2 separate regions of the Homo sapiens genome follow, and region 2 is linked to region 1. A link is an interaction called in ENCODE POLR2A ChIA-PET data of the cell type or tissue named here. Cell type or tissue: A673. All regions are shown on one strand. Each heading gives the region's core, and the rest is flanking DNA. Links, peaks and the distances in the headings are about the cores only.

What was found. ChIA-PET counts read pairs that join two places held together with the same protein. Peaks named below come from ENCODE experiments on the same cell type or tissue, not always from the same donor. Only the 100,000 strongest peaks of a DNase experiment are listed, where the experiment ranks them.
Region 2: POLR2A ChIA-PET joins it to region 1 with 10 read pairs; 3 of 35 experiments call an interaction of 5 or more read pairs at or near these places.

Annotation. Positions count from the first base shown.
Region 1 is chr12:116,253,406-116,262,772 of GRCh38, forward strand. All of the region lies in intron 1 of MED13L (mediator complex subunit 13L), which reads right to left. Among named protein-coding and RNA genes, the nearest start is that of MED13L, 20 kb to the right of the region's middle. In A673, for the core only: no CTCF peak of the experiment used is centred there; a DNase peak (open chromatin) is centred at 3,966.
Region 2 is chr12:116,608,407-116,617,773 of GRCh38, forward strand. No RefSeq gene overlaps it. Among named protein-coding and RNA genes, the nearest start is that of LINC03088, 48 kb to the right of the region's middle. In A673, for the core only: a CTCF peak has its summit at 1,503 (motif pointing left); a DNase peak (open chromatin) is centred at 1,525.

The DNA.
Region 1 (9,367 bases), core at 592-8,591:
ACTCTTTCAGAAAACAAAGGAGGGACTATTTCCCAAACTATTTTATGACACCAACATTAACCATGATACCAAAACCAAACAGAGATGATAAGAAATGTACACGCCAATATCCTTCATAAACACAGATGAAAAAACCATTAACAAAATATTAGCACATCAAATCTAATAACACGTAATAATAATACCATAAGCTTAAGTAAGGTTTGTCGTGGAATTCAAGCTTAGTTCAACATTTAGAAACCCATCAGTATAATTCACCATATTAAAAGAACAAAACCTATGATCATCTCAATAGATGCAGAAAAAACATTTAACAAAAATCAATACCCACCTTCACGGTTTTTTTTGTTTTTTTTTTTTTTTTTTTTTTTTTTGAGACAGTCTCACTCTGTCACCCAGGCTGGAGTGCAGTGGCGCAATACCTGCTTGCTGCAACCTTTGCCTCCTGGGTTCAAGAGATTCTCGTGCCTCGGCCTCCTGAGTAGCTGAGATTACAGGCGTGTGCCACCATGCCAAGCTAATTTTTTGTATTTTTAGTAGAGACGGGGTTTCGCCACATTGGCCAGGCTGGTCTCGAACCCCTGACCTCAAGTGATCCACCCACCTCGGCCTCCCAAATTGCTGGGATTACAGGTGTGAGCCCAGCCACTTTCACGGTATTTTAAAAACTAAGAATTAAAGAGAACTTTCTCAACCTTACGGGGATATCAGAAAATTCAAAGCTAATGTCAACAATGAGAAGAGTGAATATTTTCTGCCCAAGAACAGGAACAAGGTAAGGATGTACACTCTTACTACTTCTATTCAATACTGCCCTGTAGGTCCTAATCAATGCAATGAAGCAAGAAAAAGTAGTAAAATACAAATTACAAAGAAAGATATAAACCCATCTATAATTGCAGATAACATCATCACGTACGTTTTTTAAAATCCAAGGATTTACAAAAAAAGCTACTACAACTAATAAAGCTTAGGAAAGTTGCAGTATACAGAATCAATATCCAAAAATTAATGGCGTTTCTATAAACTAACAGTAAACATGTCAAAAAATACTCTCAAATGGCCAGGTGCAGTGGCTCACACCTGTAATCCTAGCACTTTGGGAAGTCAAGGCAGGCAGATCACTTTAGGTCAGGAGTTCAAGACCAGCCTGGTCAACATGATGAAACTCTGTCTCTACTAAAAACACAAACAAATTAGCCAGGCATGGTGGCATACACCTGTAATCCCAGCTACCATGATTCTCCTGGCTGAGGCTGGAGAACTGCTTGAACTAGAGAGGCGGAGGTTACAGTCAGCTGAGATCGCACCATTGCACCCAGCCTGGGTGACAGAGTGAGACTCTGTGTCCAAAGGGGGTGGGGGGGAATACTCTAAAATAATAGCCATTAAAACAGCATTGAAAAACACAACTTACTTAGGAATATATCTGATAAAAGTATGTTCCAGATCTATATACTAAGAACTACGGAACAATGTTGAGAGAAATTAAATATCTAGAGAAATGAAGAGCCAGACCATGTTCATGAACTGAAAGATTTAAAATCGTTAAAATGTCAATTTTCCCAATTTGATCTACAGATTCAATACAATCACAAATAAATCCCCACAGAAAAAAAATTTTTAATTGACACGCTGATCCTAAAACTTATATTGAAATGCAAAACACCCAGAAGAATCAATACAATTTTTAAAAGAACAAAGTCGGAGAATTTATCCTAATTTCAAGACATACTATAAAATTTCAGTAATCATCATAGTGTAGTACTGGCATAACAGACATGTAGATCAAAGGAACTGAATATAGAACCCAGAAAAAAGCAATGCACACATAGAGTCCATTAATTTTTAACAAAGATTCTAAGGTCATTCAATAAGTCTTCAACAAATGATGTTTAAATAGTTTGCTAAACGTATGCAAAACAAAACCAGAACTTCAATCCTCACCTCGCACCATGTAAATTAACTTAAAATAAGTTACTGGATTGCAAGCCTAAACCTAATTAACTAATGCTGTAAAACTTCTGGAAGAAATCATAAGAAAAAAACTTTCCTGCTTTGGGATGGCAAAGATGTCTTAGGACATGAAAAGTATAGATTTATAAAAGTAATACTTGACTTAATCAAAATTTAAAGCTTTTGTTATTCAAAGAAGACAGTGAGAAAATGAAAAGGCACACCACAAATTAGGAGAATACATTTGTAATACATCTATCTGCCAATGAACTTGTATCCAGGATATTCCAAGAATTCTTCCAATTCAGTAAGAAAACAACCTAATTTTTAAATTGGGCAAAAGATGTGAAGAGATATTTCCCAAAAGATATACGAATGACTTAATATGCACATGCAATGATGTTAAACTTCATCTGTTATCAAAAAATTACAAACTGAAATAAGTTACTACATACTGCACATCCCTAATTCAAAAATCCAAAATGCTCCAAAATCAAAACTTTTTGCATGCCAACATGACACTCAAAGGAAATTCCAAATTTTAAATTTTCAGAGTAGGGACGCTCAGCCAGTATAATGCAAATATGCCCAAATCTGAAAAAATCCAAAATCCAAAACACTTGTGGTTCCAAGCATTTTAGATAAAAGATTCACAACATGTACTACACGCCACAAGGATGGCTGAAATTTGTAAAAATTCATTGTACTACATGCTGCAAGAATGCAGAGCAATTAGAACTCCTATAAAACTCATGGGATATTAAATGATACAAACATTTTATTTTTTGCAAGTTTGGCAGTTCTTTATAAAGTGAAACTCCTAGTTATTTACAGAAATAAAAACATATGTCCCACACAAAAAGCAGTACATTAATTTTCACAGCCAACAGCAAATTGTGGCATATCCAAAAAAGAGACTACTATTTAGCAAAAAAAAAAAAAAACCCTACTTAAGCAATAATATGAAACCAGAAATAAGGATTACATACTATATGATTCCATTTATTAAAAATTCTAGAAAGGGCAAAATGATTCTACAGTAACAGCAGATTGGTAGTTGCCTGGAGGGGAGGAAGGCTGAGGGGCAAGGGGGAGACCCTGACTGCAAAAGGACATGTATGAACTTTTTTGCATCATAAAAATGTTCTCTACTTTGATTTCAGTGGTTTCACAGATATACACATTTGTCAAAATTATGAAACCGTACACTTAAAGTGAGTATATTTTATTGTATGTAAAGTATACCTCAATAAATGTAATAAGAAATGTATGTATTAATGGAAGAATACATGTAAACAATCTCTCAAAGAAAACAAACTACTTTTTTTTTTTTTTTTTTTTTTGAGATGGAATCTTGCTCTGTTGCCAGGCTGGAGTGCAGTGGATTGATCTCAGCTCACTGCAACCTCCACCTCCCAGGTTCAAGCGATTCTCCCACCTCAGCCTCCAGAGTAGCTGGGACTACAGACGTGCGCCACCTCGCCCAGCTAATTTTTGTATTTTTAGTAGAGACGAGGTTTCACCATGTTGGCCAAGATGGCCCCAATCTCTTGACCGCCCACCTCGGCCTCCCAAAGTGCTGGGATTACAGGCATGAGCCACCGTGCCCAGCCCAAAACAAACTACTTTTAATAAAACCAAAGTATCATCTTGCACATCTCCTGGTAAGTGTAAATCGTTTAGAGGTATACACAATATTTTCAAATAAATTATTTTCATGTCTGACTACTTCAGGACACTGATTAAATGATTTGTATTTGTTAACCTTAACTATAAGAGAATTCTTGTGAAATTTCTGGGAATTGAACTATTTAATGAAGTTCATTAGTGATATTAAGATGGTTTGCTTCTCAGCTGCAGTAACAGACTATAAACAGAAACGTATATTATTTACGAGGCAGGCACTGTCTACACAAACATGAGTGGCTCCTTCCCCCATAGTAACATACACTTTACACTGCTGTGGATAACAACATGCCCACTTAAAGAACTACATCTCCCAGCCTCCCTGCAGTTAAGTAAGGCCTTGAAGTATGGCCAGAAGTGTTGTAGGCAACTTCCTGGAGGTTTCCTTAAAGGACGGTGTGTCCTTCCCACATTTCCACCTCCTCCTAACCTAGAATGCAACCTTGATGACTGGAGTCTGAATAGCCATCTTGAACTATATGCCATAAACTAAGAACAGTGTAGTAACAAGACAGAAAGAGCCCAGATCCCTTGACAACCAAATCAGTTGTAAAATGCAGGCCTCCAAGCTGCCTGTACAGAAAAAGAGATTACTTTTTAAGCTATTTGTCTATTTTTAAATAAGCATATGATTGTGATACTAAATCATTTTGACATTATTTTAATAACTGGCTTTTACTTTAAAAAAAACTGAAAGACTTTTATCGAGGTGATCATTTTTATTTTTTAGATCACATGGTTATGTAGGTTTTTTAACCTTGCCCCAGTCATCAATCAAAACAATAAGCTATCTTTATAATTTTTCATTTTCCAAATGATTCCTCAATTTGGAACAGTCTAAGACAAAAAAAAATCTATTTCCCTATCTCTGGGAAGAAATTGTAGGCTGTATATTACTCCATTAATCTCTGATGAAACTTTAAAAAAACGTAAACTGTATTATCACTCCATTAATCTCAGGCAAATCTATATGCTCCAGTGATTTCTACCTTAGCACTTGTACTAAATTATATGGTCTACACTGCTAATTTTCAAAAGGCTCGAAAAAGAAAGAGACCAATAATGTTTGGAATAGCTACGAGGAGCTTCACTGAAGTCCTAAAAGAATTTAGATAGAAGAAAGAAAAACATAAAATACAAATGTACTACTGGTTAAAAGTTCAGGCTTTGAATCAAGAGATTCAGCTCCTGTGTGACCTTGGACAAGCTACTTAAATTTCTTGTTTCAGTTTTCTTATCTGAAAAATGAGAATAGTAGACTCTACCTCAAAAGGATCTTGTGAGCATGAGAAAATGCATGTAGCTGGTAGTTAAGCAGTGCACGCCTGCAGCAAGCACTCTTTACAAACAGCAAAAGCTCTGAGGTGAGAACATGTAAAGGTCTGACTTGAAATACAGATTCCTTTTAGTGAGTGGTTGGAAATTTTATTATAAAAAGAAAAAGAACGGCCGGACACGGTAGCTCACACCTGTAATCCCAGCACTTTGGGAGGCCGAGGTGGGCGGACCACCTCAGGTCAGGAGTTCGAGACCAGCCTGGTCAACATGGTGAAACCCCGTCTCTACTAAAAATACAAAAATTAGCCTGGCATGGTGGCATGCACTTGTAGTCCCAGCTACTTAGGAGGCTGAGGCGGGAGAATCACTTGAACCCGGGAGGCAGAGGTTGCACTGAGCGAGATTACACCACTGCACTCCGGCCTGGGCGACAGAGTGAGACTCCATCTCAGAAAAAAAAAAAAAAAAAAGGCTTTTTAGAGATTAAACACTTGAAAAATAAACTCACAGAAGAAATCTGGATACCCATATAGATGAAAAGATGCTCATAATCTCACGAGAAATCCAAAAATTGAAAATTTAAATATTGAGGGTTTTTTTTTTTTTTTGTAGAGGCAGAAGTTAAAATGAGTAAGTTCCATTACAGGCAGGGACAGAAAAAAATAGGCATTATATATTGTCCATAGAAATGTAAACTGACACATCTTTTTAAACTGTTTATAGCTATAGCTTTCCAATTTTAATGTATAACTGTACTACACAGCAAAAAATTGAAAGAATCTTAACGTTTCTCATAGTTGATGGTTAAACAAACAATAGTACATCCATCTTATGAAACAGGATACAACTGCTCAAAAACATAATAAAAATGAGTAAACTATATCTAAATTTACTGACATAAAAATACTTGAAGACAATGTTAAGCGGAAAAAGCACATTGCAGGAAAAGGTGGAGAATTATTTCTTATCTGTAATTTTTTTAAGTACAAATCTGTCCATCACCAACAGAATGCATAAACTGCGATATACGAGAACTACAACTGTAGAATTGTGGGAACATAACATTAAAGGCAGTTTGCAAAAGAATACGATTCAATATTAAAAGTCCAAAAACATGTAAAAATATACATATAAATACATATGTGATTAAAACTTTAAAAATTAAAGAATGATACACATGAAATTGAAGTAAGAGTTACTTCTGAAGGGAGAGAAAAGAGAATGGGAGAGGAAGAGCACACACAGGACTCCGTAAGTGGTGAAAAGTTCTTTCTCTTAAACTGCGTATTAGGTACATGGGTGTTCATTGTACCATGAATCTTTCTACCTTATGTGTGATTTACACATGCTCTGTTTATCTATTCAATATCTAATAAAACAATTTTGACACATGCAAAAGCAAGAAAAAAAAATCTGGAATAATACAAATTAAACCTCTGGAAGTTACCTTCCTGAAGGTGAGGGGAGGGATCCTTCATGTTTTGTGTTAGACACTTCCATACTGTTTGAAGCTCACACTAATTACATAAAATTGTATAAAATTTTTAAAAGAAATTACTTTTCCACTAAAATTGTAATTATGAAAATTATAAGCACATGGGAAATGTTAGTGAGTACAGCTGAATAAAGAATTCTATTTACACTGTGATTACATCTATGTACAAAAATGTGCACATTAACAAGAACAGAAGAAGAATTGGGGTAAATCTGATCTAATGGAGCGGCTGGAACATGGACAAATGTTTTACAGTTTTCATTTCTTGGAAGTTGTATTTCTTGGAAATATTTGGTATTTCATTAGTACTACCTCACTTGGAGAGAAAGTAAAGAAAAATGACAACTGCGGGAAAGCCAACTCTTTACCTTCAGGGTAGCCAAGTGAAAAACCTCCCCACATACGAAGGCTGAATTAATTTACAGCCAATCTACAATGGATAGTACACGCTGTGCCAATAAGTGCACTCAGAACAACTGGAAAGGGTCCCCACCACACCAAGGAGATTACATCAAAAGGTTCTGAAGCGCATATGTCCATTTTAGCGCTTAACTGAGCACTGGTGATGCACATAAAGTCCAACAGTCAGGGTTGCACTCCTGAACACGAGGAACCCAGGAATGTGCTGAGGAAAAGGGGGTATGGAGAGAGAGGCATGGAACGAGGAAGGAAAAATTTCTCCAACATGTGAGGCAAAAAATACAACATGGCATAACAATTACGCTCTCAATAACAAAAAAAATATTGTGCACTCAGAAAGCTAAGTGTCACGGAAACAAAGAATAGAATGATAGGAACAAAAATTTGAAAGAAACCAAAATCAAAACAAGCAATAAGTACCAATGATAAACACTGGTTTGTGGTCTCTACAAATGCCCCCGCTATTCTATCCACTGGTTCCCCAAATCTGGCCATTTCCACAAAGGCATGAAGGAAAACAGATGGAATGTCTATTTCACCCTCTTACCAAAAATATCACTGATTTGAAATTAATATAAACAAAACCTTCATGTAAAAAATTAAACGAGAATATCCCAAAGCAGATCTGCAGTAGGAAAATGCATCTGCTTTCTGGGCTTACCACTATTAAAAGTAGATGCTCTAGGTAACAAAGGCTGATACAGAGCCAACTGCTGTTAGGTTACCCTTCCCCTGCCCACCTTTTCTTTCTTCCTATTAGGACTTTTCCATGCCCATTTCTTATAACTAAACTTGCATGAATCTTCCCCTGCCAAAATTCACACCTCCAATCACCACCGTCTCTACCCACGACCTGCCAAAGGCCCCACTCTACCCATTGCACCAGACTTGCCTTCTCCTATCTTCCCCACCTTTTTTCTGCCCCTCCCTTCCCTTATAAAACCTACTCTTATTGTCTCAAATATTTTCTGTAGGCTGGGCATGGTGGCTCATGCCTGTAATCCCAGCACTTTGGGAGGCCAAGGCAAGCGGATCACTTCAGGTCAAGAGTTCAAGACCAGCATGGGCAACACAGTGAAACCCCGTGTCTCTATAAAAATACAAAAATTAGCCGGGCATGGTCATGGGTGCCTGTAGTCCCAGCTACTCAGGAGGCTGAGGTGGAAGAATCACTTGAACCTCAGAGGCGGAGGGTGCAGTGAGCCGAGATTGTGCCGCTGTACTCCAGCCTGGGCAACAGAAACTCAGTCTCAAAAAAAAAAAAAAAAAAACTCTGGAAACAGGCAGATTATAAGTGCTAACGTTTGTTTTCACTTTCTTTTCACTACTCCTTGCTTTAAAACTTTGATTTCTGTAGGGTTTAAAAGCAAGAACCCAGGCTCAGTGAATACTTTCTTATATACACAATTGTGATCAAAGCTTAAGTCTACTGTTTAACAACTTCAGCAGATAGATATTGCCAACTGTTCCTCCCCGTTTTGCATACACAAGAATGCAAATGCCATAAAACCAAGAACATCTGTTTATCATCTGATTCCTGTTCTATGGCATATTTATAATTGATCACCAAAGCCTGTCAACTCTACCTCCAAAATATTACACGATCTATTTCCTTCTCTCCATTCCTACTGGCCCTGCGTTATTTCTCACACCTAGACTGTTCTAAGAGCTTCTTCCTGCCTTTGGTTTTTCCCCTATGACAATCCATACTCCACAGGGCCCACATGGGTTTTCTCTCTAAAACATAAATCTGATCATGCCATTATCCTCTTTAAAACAGTTCAGGCATTCCTCTGTGCATACAGAATTAACTCCCAATTCCTTCATGTCCTTCAATTGGCCATCAAACATCACATTATCTTCTACCTATTAAAAAATAGGTATTAAAGAAAAGGTAAATTTAATAAAAGAATATTTGCAATGATGTCTAAAAATGTATGGTCTGTTATTGTATTATTTACATAATTATTTATATAACTAAAAAATTCATTCATCTCCATCATACAATATTACCACCAAACTCAAACTTTTACAAATGGCTAAAGAGTTATGTTCACATAACATACTAAAACTAGACTGGGCTGTTTTACTTATTTCTATTTTCAATTCCAAAATTAAAATATAAGATAGATTACAAGGAATCTAAATCAATAGATATTTTCTAAAATGGGTGTTAACATATATAACTAAATTTCTCACAGCTTTCTGGAAATTGTTAAAGTCAGCTCTGTGGGTTCTTAACAGCATATCACACCTACCATATGAGAAAGTTTGGCAACAAAATCAAAGTTACTTTAGAAGATAAACGCCTACCTTAGTGAGTCCCACTTGTTTTTCCATCTGGAATATTCCTTGAGTTTACCATATAAACCACTAACACAAGCTACTCATCTTAACATTCATTAGAATAGTTTCCTAGAATAGGTAATTCTTCTACTTCAAATCAAATTTATACAATTTACTAAAGTCAGCTTATTAGCTTATATATAACAAACTATGGATTCTCATGAGAATCATTCCGCTGTTTAATTA
Region 2 (9,367 bases), core at 1,150-9,149, 360 kb after region 1:
CAGGGAGGCAGAGGTTGCAGTGAACCGAGATGGTGCCACTGCACTCTAGCCTGGCAACAGAGCAAGACTCTGTCTAAAAAAAAAAAAAAAAAAAAAAAGACACTTACACTTGAAATGTTTACCACAGCACAATTCACAATTGCGGAGACATGGAATCAACCTAAGTGCTCACTAACCAATGAATGGATGGATAAAGAAAACGTGACATATATATACATGCACACACACACAGTGTGTATATACATGTGTGTGTATATATGTCACATGGTGTATATATATGTATATATATCATGTATATATTATATGCATATTATGTATATACCATGTGATATATATATATGCCACATGATATATATATATAAAATGAAATACTATTCAGCCATAAAAAAGAACAAAATAATGTATTTTGCAGCAACTTGAATAGAACTGAAAGCGATTATCCCATGTGAAGCAACTCAGGAATGAAAAACCAAATACCACATGTTCTCACTTCTAGTTGGGAGCTAAGCTAAGGGTACGCAGAGGCATAGAGTGGTATCATAGACACTGGAGACTCAGAAGCGGGGCGGGGATGAGGAATGAAAAATTACCTATTGGGTACAATGTACACTTTTCAGGTAACGGGTACACTGAAAGCCCAGATTTCACCGCTATACAATTCATTCACATTACCAAAAACTACTCATTCCCCTACAGTGATTGAAATTTAAAAACAAAAGGATGCCTGTACCTTTGGTGATTGAGACATTTCTGTTGGCTTTTGGGACCCCAACTCACAGGACTGGGCAGAAGTCAGGCTGCAACATACAGAGAACTTAATGGAAGTGAGCAGGCAGCCGAAGTAACCCAGGCTTTCTCATCTCAAGAAGCTCTTCCATTGCCAAGAACAGAGGGCAAGTTGATGTCACTACAAAAGTGATTTTTAAAGAAAGTCAAACCGCTTAAAGACTGCTTCTTATTTAGGCCCCATGGGTGCTAAGAAATGGCTTCCTCCTTTTTTTTCTTTTCCTCCTCCTCCCACTTAGCCTCACAAATGGTTGGCAGACTCTATCCTTAAATTGTGGCCAGGGACTGGAGCTGAAAACGCCTTTGAGGATTCTTCTGCAGCAACCACTAAAATCTCTGTCTGGAGATGCGAATGCTGCCTCTGAGGCTTCAGAACAGGCAGGGAGGCTCAGAACCAGCTACAGGCTACTTTCTTTCCTTTGTCTGGACAATTGCAACCAGGAAGGAGAAATCATCATAGGCTGTTTATTTGTAGACATTGGCTTGGCTGTTGGTCTCATTCTGAAATAAAGACACTAAAAGGGAAATAGGCAGACACCCCTGTCTTCCCCAGCCCAGGAGTTTCTACCTGGGCACTAATGACATTTAGAGCATGATGATTCTTTGTTTGCGGGGGACAGGCTGTCCTGTGCATTGTCTCTGGCCCTTGCCAGATGACAGCAGCACCCCCCACCCAATGTGACAACCAAAAATGCCTCTAGACATTGCCAAATGCCTCCTACAGGGGCAACACTGCCCCCTGTTGAGAACCACTGCTCTAATTGATTAGCATGTACACAGCGAGCTCCCATAAAAGGCTGAAAGGATGATTCTGTCCTTTTTTTTTTCTTTTGAGACTGAGTTTCGCTCTTGTTGCCCAGGCTGGAGTGCAATGTCACTATCTCGGCTCACTGCAACCTCTGCCTCCTGGGTTCAGGCGATTCTCCTGCCTCAGCCTCCCGGGTAGCTGGGATTACAGGCACCCACCACCGTGCCCGGCAAATGTTTTGTATTTTTAGTAGAGATGGGGTTTTACCATGTTGGTCAGGCTGGTCTTGAACTCCTGACCTCAGGTGATCCACCTACCTTGGCCTCCCAAAGTGCTGGGATTATAGGTGTGAGTCACTGTACCCGGCCAGGATGATTCTATTCTAAGAAGCTAGGAGAACATTCCAGATACTCCTCCAGAAACTACTCAGACTACCAAGCGGGTCAGCTCAAGAAGAGACCTAAGGCCGGACGTGGTGGCTCCTGCCTGTAATCCCAGCACTTTGGGAGGCCAAGGTAGGCGGATCACTTGAGCTCAGGAGTTCAAGACCAGCCTGGCCAACGTGGAGAAACCCCGTCTCTACTGAAAATACAAAAATTAGCTGGGCATGGTGGCGCACACGTGTAATCCCAGCTACTCGGGAGGCTGGGGCAGGAGAATCACTTGAATCCCAGAGGTGGAGGTGGCAGTGAGCCGAGATGGCGCCACTACACTCCAGCTGGCACAACAGAGCGAGACTTCGTCTCAAAATTTAAAAAATAAAAAGAAGAGAACTAAGGTTTGTCTTCCGTTAAACAAAGGCAGACCTTCTAAGCAAAGGTCTTCTGTGAAAAAGACTTTCTGGAATGTAGAGGGGGAAGGCTTACCCCTGGGGCAGTGAGGATTAAATGAAATAAGACAGGCAAAGTGCTTGGCAGAGGAGTATCAGATGGAAAGTGTTCATTGGTATTATTATTGTTATTATTATTCTATGTTCAAAAAACTGCTCATAGCTCTTCAAGCCTTAGAGGGTGCAAAAAGATGCTGCACAGCACGGCCACTCAGGAGGCAGAGCAACAACATTCCTGACTAGGAGAGTGTAGAGAAGATCAAATTTTGAGCAGAAAAGAACATTCGAGATTATTTGGATCAACCTTTCACTTTACAAGTAAGGAAGTAGGCTGGGCATGGTGCCTCATGCCTGTAATCCCAGCACTTTGGGAGGTCGAGGCAGGAGGACTAGGTGAGTATAGGAATTCGAGACCAGCCTGGACAACATAGCAAGATCCGGTCTCTATAGAAAAACAAAAATCAAGTAAGGAAGTAAAGTGGAAGTACACGGAGGTGGTGTGAAATGACTCGTCCAAGGTCACAGAGAGTGTTAAGGGTGGGCCTGGGGCCAGAGCTCAGGCTTCCTGCCCCACCCAGAGGCTATGTGTTTCCACTGCTTAGTCTGTCACCGAGGGGTGGATGGGAGGGTGGTGCCTCCTCCCTCGGTGTAAACCGGCTCCATGCTCACAGACCTGTTCCAGAGACCTTGCCGGTCAAAAATTCAAGTTCATGTACAGTATTTTTAAGAAATGTTTCCATAGAGATGGACAAATAATTGGAAACAATAATCCAGACAGAAAAGAACCACATTCATTGGAATAGGATGTATATAGCATGAGCTTGGGTGACAGTCCTGCTGACCTGGAGGGATGGTCAGAAAAGCCAGGCTGAGAGCTGGGAGATTCTGGGTTACAAGCTCACATTCCAGGACGGGAGCTTGATATCCTTTTTTTTTTTTTTTTAGATGGGCTCTTGCTCTGTTGACCAGGGTGGGGTACAGTGGTGTGATCATAATTCACTGCCACCTCGAATTCCTGGGCTCAAGCCATCCTCCCACCTCAGCCTCCCGAAGTGCTGGGATTACAGGCATGAGCCACCATGCCCGACAACGGAAATATATACATATATATTTTTGAGACAGAGCCTTGCTCTTTTGCCCAGGCTGGAGTGCAGTGGCGCGATCTCTGCTTACTGCAGCCTCTGCCTCCTGGGTTCAAGTGATTCTCCTGCCTCAGCCTCCCAAGTAGCTGAGATTACAGGCGCGTCACCACACCCACTCTGTTTTTAGTAGAGATGGGGCTTCACCATGTTGACCAGGCTGGTCTCGAACTCCTGGCCTCAAGTGATCTGCCCACCTCGGCCCCTCAAAATGCTGAGATTACAGGTGTGAGCCACCTCCCCCAGTCATGAAATCTTTTCATAGTCCTGTATGCACATCGATAACGCCCAGCCTATGAGTGCCCACTGAACAAGCACAGGCTGAGTCTTTCTGTACACCAGGCCTGGGGGAAGGTGACACAGTGATGACCCCTTTTCTTTCCCCCCCTTTTTTTTCTTTTTTTTTTGAGACAGAGACTCCTTCTGTCACTGCAACCTCTGCCTCCCGGGTTCAAGCAATTCTTGTGCCTCAGCCTCCCGAGTAGCTGGGACTACAAGCATGTGCCACCATGCTTGGATAATTTTTGTACTTTTTTTTTTTTTTTAGTTGAGGCAGGGTTTCACCATATTGGCTAGGCTGGTCTCGAATCCCTGACCTCAAGAGATCAGCCTACCTCAGCCTCCCAAAGTGCTGGGATTACAGGCCTGAGCCACCACACCTGGACTCCTTTTCCTTTTCCGGCTTCTAGAGGCCGCCAGCATTCTTTGGCTCCTGGTTTCTCCCTTGCATCACTCCAACCTCTTGCCTCTGTCCTCATACCTCCTCCTGCTGATGGCAGCACAGGCCCTGCATTTTCTAGCCAAGGGGCCCTTGGAAAGGAACTTAGCATCTCTGAAACTGTGTCCTTATCAGTGAGCTGGAGATGTCAGAGCGCCCACTTCACAGGGTTGATGGGACTGGGTCGAATGGGGTCTGTGTTAACGCTGAGCACTACGTCCTGCACACAATTTTATAATAGTAACGGTGATGATGATCGCCACCACTGTCATCCAACAGTCGTTTCTGTAGCTTGGAGACACAGATGGAGAGGTGACTTCTGCCTGAGGCATTAGGAAAAACTTTTTTTTTTCTTTTTTCTTTTTTTTTTTAGAGAGATACGATCTCTCTTTGTTGCCTAGACTGGAGTGCAGTATTGTGATCACGGCTCACTGCAGCCTCAAACTTCTCAGCTCAGGCGATCCTCCCGCCTCAGCCTCCCGAGTAGCTAGGACTACAGGCATACATAGGAAAAACTGTTTTAGAAGTGATTGCTGAACTGGCCCTGATCAAATGACAGTAAAGGAATGTGACCAATAGACAAGGGGTGTGCTGGACAGAAAAACAAGGACAGCAGAAGGCACGGGTGTTTGTAGAACAGGGAGGTCCCAAGTGGCCCAGAGCAGAAGGTCAGGGTCAGTGCCAGGAGGTGGGATAGATGGCAAAGGGATAGAAAGCTAGGGCTTTGGACTCAGACAGGCTCAAGTTCAAGTCCTGCAGCTCCACATAAGAGCTCTGCAAACTGGAGTACCTCGTTAGCTGCTCCTGCTCTGCCTTTGTGAAACGCTCATGGGAACAGTGCCTACCGCCTAGGCTTGCAGCAATTAAAGGCCGTTCTGATATGGGAGAGGCACAAGAGGCAGCTTGGAAAGGGCTCTGCGGGCCTGGCCAAGGAGTTTGCACTCTGCAGGGTCACGTCTTCGCTTTTCTTCTACTCTTCATCCCGTGTGCTCCATCCTTTTCCCTCAGACAACAGGAAGGCTGAGCACTGACCTTCCTCATCTTACGCCTGTCACTGTTCTCCTGAACTTAAAAATAATAGCTTTTGCCAGGCACAGTGGCTCATGTCTGTAATCCCAGCACTTTGGGAGGCCAAGGTGGGTGGACCACCTGAGGTCAGGAGTTCAAGACCAGCCTGGGCAACATGGTGAAACCCCGTCTCTACTAAAAATATAAAAGTTATCCAGGCATGGTGGTGGGTGCCTGTTATCCCAGCTACTTGGGAGGCTGAGGCAGGAGAATTGCTTGAACTCGGGAGGCAGAGGTTGCAGTGAGCCGAGATCATGCCACTGCACTCCAGCCTGGGCAACAGAGCAAGACTTCATCTCAAATAAATAAATAATTAAATAAACAAAAGAAAAAAGAGAAAGAAAGAAAGAAAAATAATAATAGCTTTCTTCACAGGTGGAAAAAATGTTATGAGACCATTGATCATCTGTAAAATGCGGGTAACAATGGCATTGACCTTATATGGTTGCTTTGAGGATTCACAGACAGAATGTGCAGAAGTGCCTGATGTTATAATGTGGGAGGCTAAAAGCTTAGGATCTGAAGTCAGGGGGACTGAGCCCGAATTGAAGCTATGTCACTTACTAGCTCTGTAAAGCGGGCAAGTGACTTAACCTCTCTGAGTCACAACTCCTTGTTTGTAAAATGAGGATGATAATATCAGCCACAGAGGTTCTTTGGCAAGCATACTAAGAGATCATCTAGGATGCACTCATTAACTATGATGATGATGGTGATGATGATGATGATGTCCTTTCTGTTTACATGTAAGACAAATTAGGCCCAGAGAGGGAAAGTGCCTTGCCCAAGGTCACACAGCAAGTTGGTGGTAATCCATCACACAGGCAGCTTCCTGTAGGATCTGCAGTCCAGGTGAATTCCCGGCATGAGTTCTGGGGACGGGAACCCGAGGCGGTACAAAGCATGCCCTCTCCCTAGGCTGTTTTCCTGTGTGAAGGGCAAGGTAGCATCCCCCACCTGCAGCCTATAAATCCGCACCAGTGGCCACTGCCTCCCAGGACTGTGTGGCTCTGCCTGCTGAGGAATCAGATGGTACCAGCAGACGGTCTCTCCATGCTACTGGAACCTGCATCGCGCCCATCATTTATTTTGGACAAGATGCAAGATGAGATATCAAAGGAATCAGCTGCTGGTCAGAGGAAATAGAAAAGGGGCCAGAACTCTGCCTGGCTCTGCTGGGCACAGAGTAAGCCCCCTCTCCCCTGCAAATCCGAATTAGGCTCCCCAATCTTAATCCAACTTTATTAATTGAAATTAAATCAATTCAAAGATAGAAGAGGCTAACTAGTTTCTTGGTTTCAAGCTTTTTGCTAAATATATATATATATATATATATATACATTTTTAAAAACTGGAGGTATTTATAGAATTAGAGTTCAGATTAGAGAGTTTCAAGTACCAGTTGAGGCCAATGGAAGTAAAGGGTCAGGAGTTCTGGCTCCCCACATTCAAATGAGCCAAGGGATGACCTCAAACACATCAGTTCGGGGTTTTATTTTTCCAACATGCTCTGCTGACTAATTGAGCTTTTCAGACCTCTCTGGAACAGATGCTGGTGTGAATAAAGCCTCCCTTTGCTCGAGGCACAACAGAAACACCCCCTAATGCCCAGCCAACGCGCCCACAAGATTTCAACTATTATTCAGGCCAACAGGAGGTATTGCAATTAAGAGATGATTGTCACCAACCCTCTTTAACAGCAAGCATGTCCAAGACGGAGGCTCCGGGGGAGGGTGGCTCTCGGGGGCCACCATCGTCAGGGTTGGCAGGTTTCCACCCTGGGAGTGAGTGACCAGGTCATGGGTGGATTGACACACAAATATTTTCTTTGGCAGATGGGACACAGTGAAAACAAGGTGAGGAGACCCAGGATAAGAGGTGCCCCTAAGTCTCCCGTCCGTTTCCCTCTCTGTAAAATGGACATCTCCAGAAACCAGCACTCTAAGTTTTAATTTAATTAATTAATTAATTTATTTATTTATTTATTTATGTTTTAGAGACAAGGTCTCACTCTGTTGTTGTCCAGGCTGGAGAGCAGTGGCGCTATCATAGCTCACTGCAGCCTCCAACTCCTGGGCTCAAGGGCTCCTCCTGTCTCAGCCTCCCGAGTAACTGAGACTATAGGTATGTACCACCACACCGGGCTACATTTTTTATTTTTTATAGAGACAGGGTCTCCCTATGTTGCCCAGGCTGGTCTCAAACTCCTGGTTTCAAATGATCCTCCCGCCTCAGTCTCCCAAAATGTCAGAATTACAGGCATGAGCCACCACGCCTGGCCCCTCCCAGTTTTAAAATATTGAAGAGCCCTCAAAGAAAATCAAACCAGCTGTGTCTCAGAGGTATAGGATCCTTCTGGCAGCTTGCAGACTGTAAAGAAGTTCAAAGAAACTCTGGTTGTTCCACTCTGGTTGTGGAAGTCATATTGGTCACTAGGATCTGAAAACATGTAGCTGAGAAGGGCTGAAGGGAATGGCTGAAGACCAGCGGGTGTGAATTGTCTTTCACCAACGGGAACTAGCAACCTTTTGTTCCATCAGTTTTTCATAGGAAAATTAAAAGGTTATCATGGGAAGCCCCCCTCCCCAGCAATCAATTACTATTGTTAGGATGAATAACAATAGACTTGCCCTCCACTTCAGCCTGTCCAGGATTCAGAAGTGCTTTTTGAATGCTAGTCCATTCATCCTCACGGTAACCTTGGAAGCATTCCATTAGGCAAATTCTGTATTACTTTTGCCTCTACAAAATATGTAGTGCCATTCTCTTGATGGAAAAATTAATCAAGCTATGATCTGAAAAGAATAATAATGGGGAGAAAATCCTGGGGGTGGTCTGAACTCACATGGACAGTTTGAATAACTCCAGACTTCAAATGTTGTACCTAGACCTCTGCCGTGGTGGGGAAGTGTTGATTTTGAAGGGTCAGGGCCCAGAAGCACCTTCTGATGGTCTGAGCACCAGGAAGCCTTTAGGTTCACTGAGTTTGCGTCTCCTGAAATAATATTATTTATTATTCTTGGCTGTGCCGCTCACTTACTGAATGACTTTAGGGAATCATTCTAACCTCTCCACTTTCCTCGTTTGTAAATGGGTTAATTATATTTGCCCACCTCACAGAAGTGTTGTGCAGATAAAACAATGAAAGGTGAAACAGAAAGGCCCTTTCCTCATTCAGTGGGCTGCCTGAGAATTCCTAACTCTGCATGCAGTGAAACAGCTAAATGCCTTTACTTACATGGATGGTTATAGTCCTGGCTGGCAATCACCAACTGGCGATTAGCTCTGCAATCAGCAAATTTAGTGCCAGGCTGGGGGGACCTGGGGCGATGCAGGACTGGAGCGCGAGTCCCAACCCTGCCAGTTCCTGGCTGTGTGACCTCGGGTAAGCCACCTAACCTCTCTGAACCCCTGTTTTCTGCTCTACGAACTGGGAAGACCTATACCCATCCCTTTAGGGTTGCTGTAAGGATTCAGTGAAACTCCTGGCATTTAATCGGTGCTTGATAAAGGACGCATATTATGAGGGCCTGTCATTTTCCATCAGGCCTAACAAACTTAATGAAGTGCTTACAAAATGTGCAGTACTTGTACCACTGATGGGAAACAAGAAGAGGGTTTTAGGCAATACGTGGAATTTCTTAGATATATGGAATTAGGGAACATTAGAAGGAGGACATCAAACTTGTGATTTTAACACTGTTAGTGATTAGAATGAGGCTAAGTTGTTAGAACATGAGTTAATTACAAAATTATAGTGAATAAATCATTGTATTGGTGTACATGGATAGGGTAAAAAAAATTTTTTTTGAGACAGGGTCTTGCTCTGTTGCCCCGGCTGGAGGACAGTGGCATGATCTCGGCTCACTGCAACCTCTGTCTCCCGGGTTCAAGCAATTCTCCTGCCTCAGCCTCCCAAGTAGCTGGAATTACAGGTGCCCACCATCACATCCAGCTAATTTTATTTTTTGAGATGAGTCTTGCTTTGTCGCCCAGGCTAGAGTGCAGTGGCATGATCTCTGCTCACTGCAACCTCCGTCTCCTGGGTTCAAGTGATTCTCCTGCCTCAACCTCCCAAG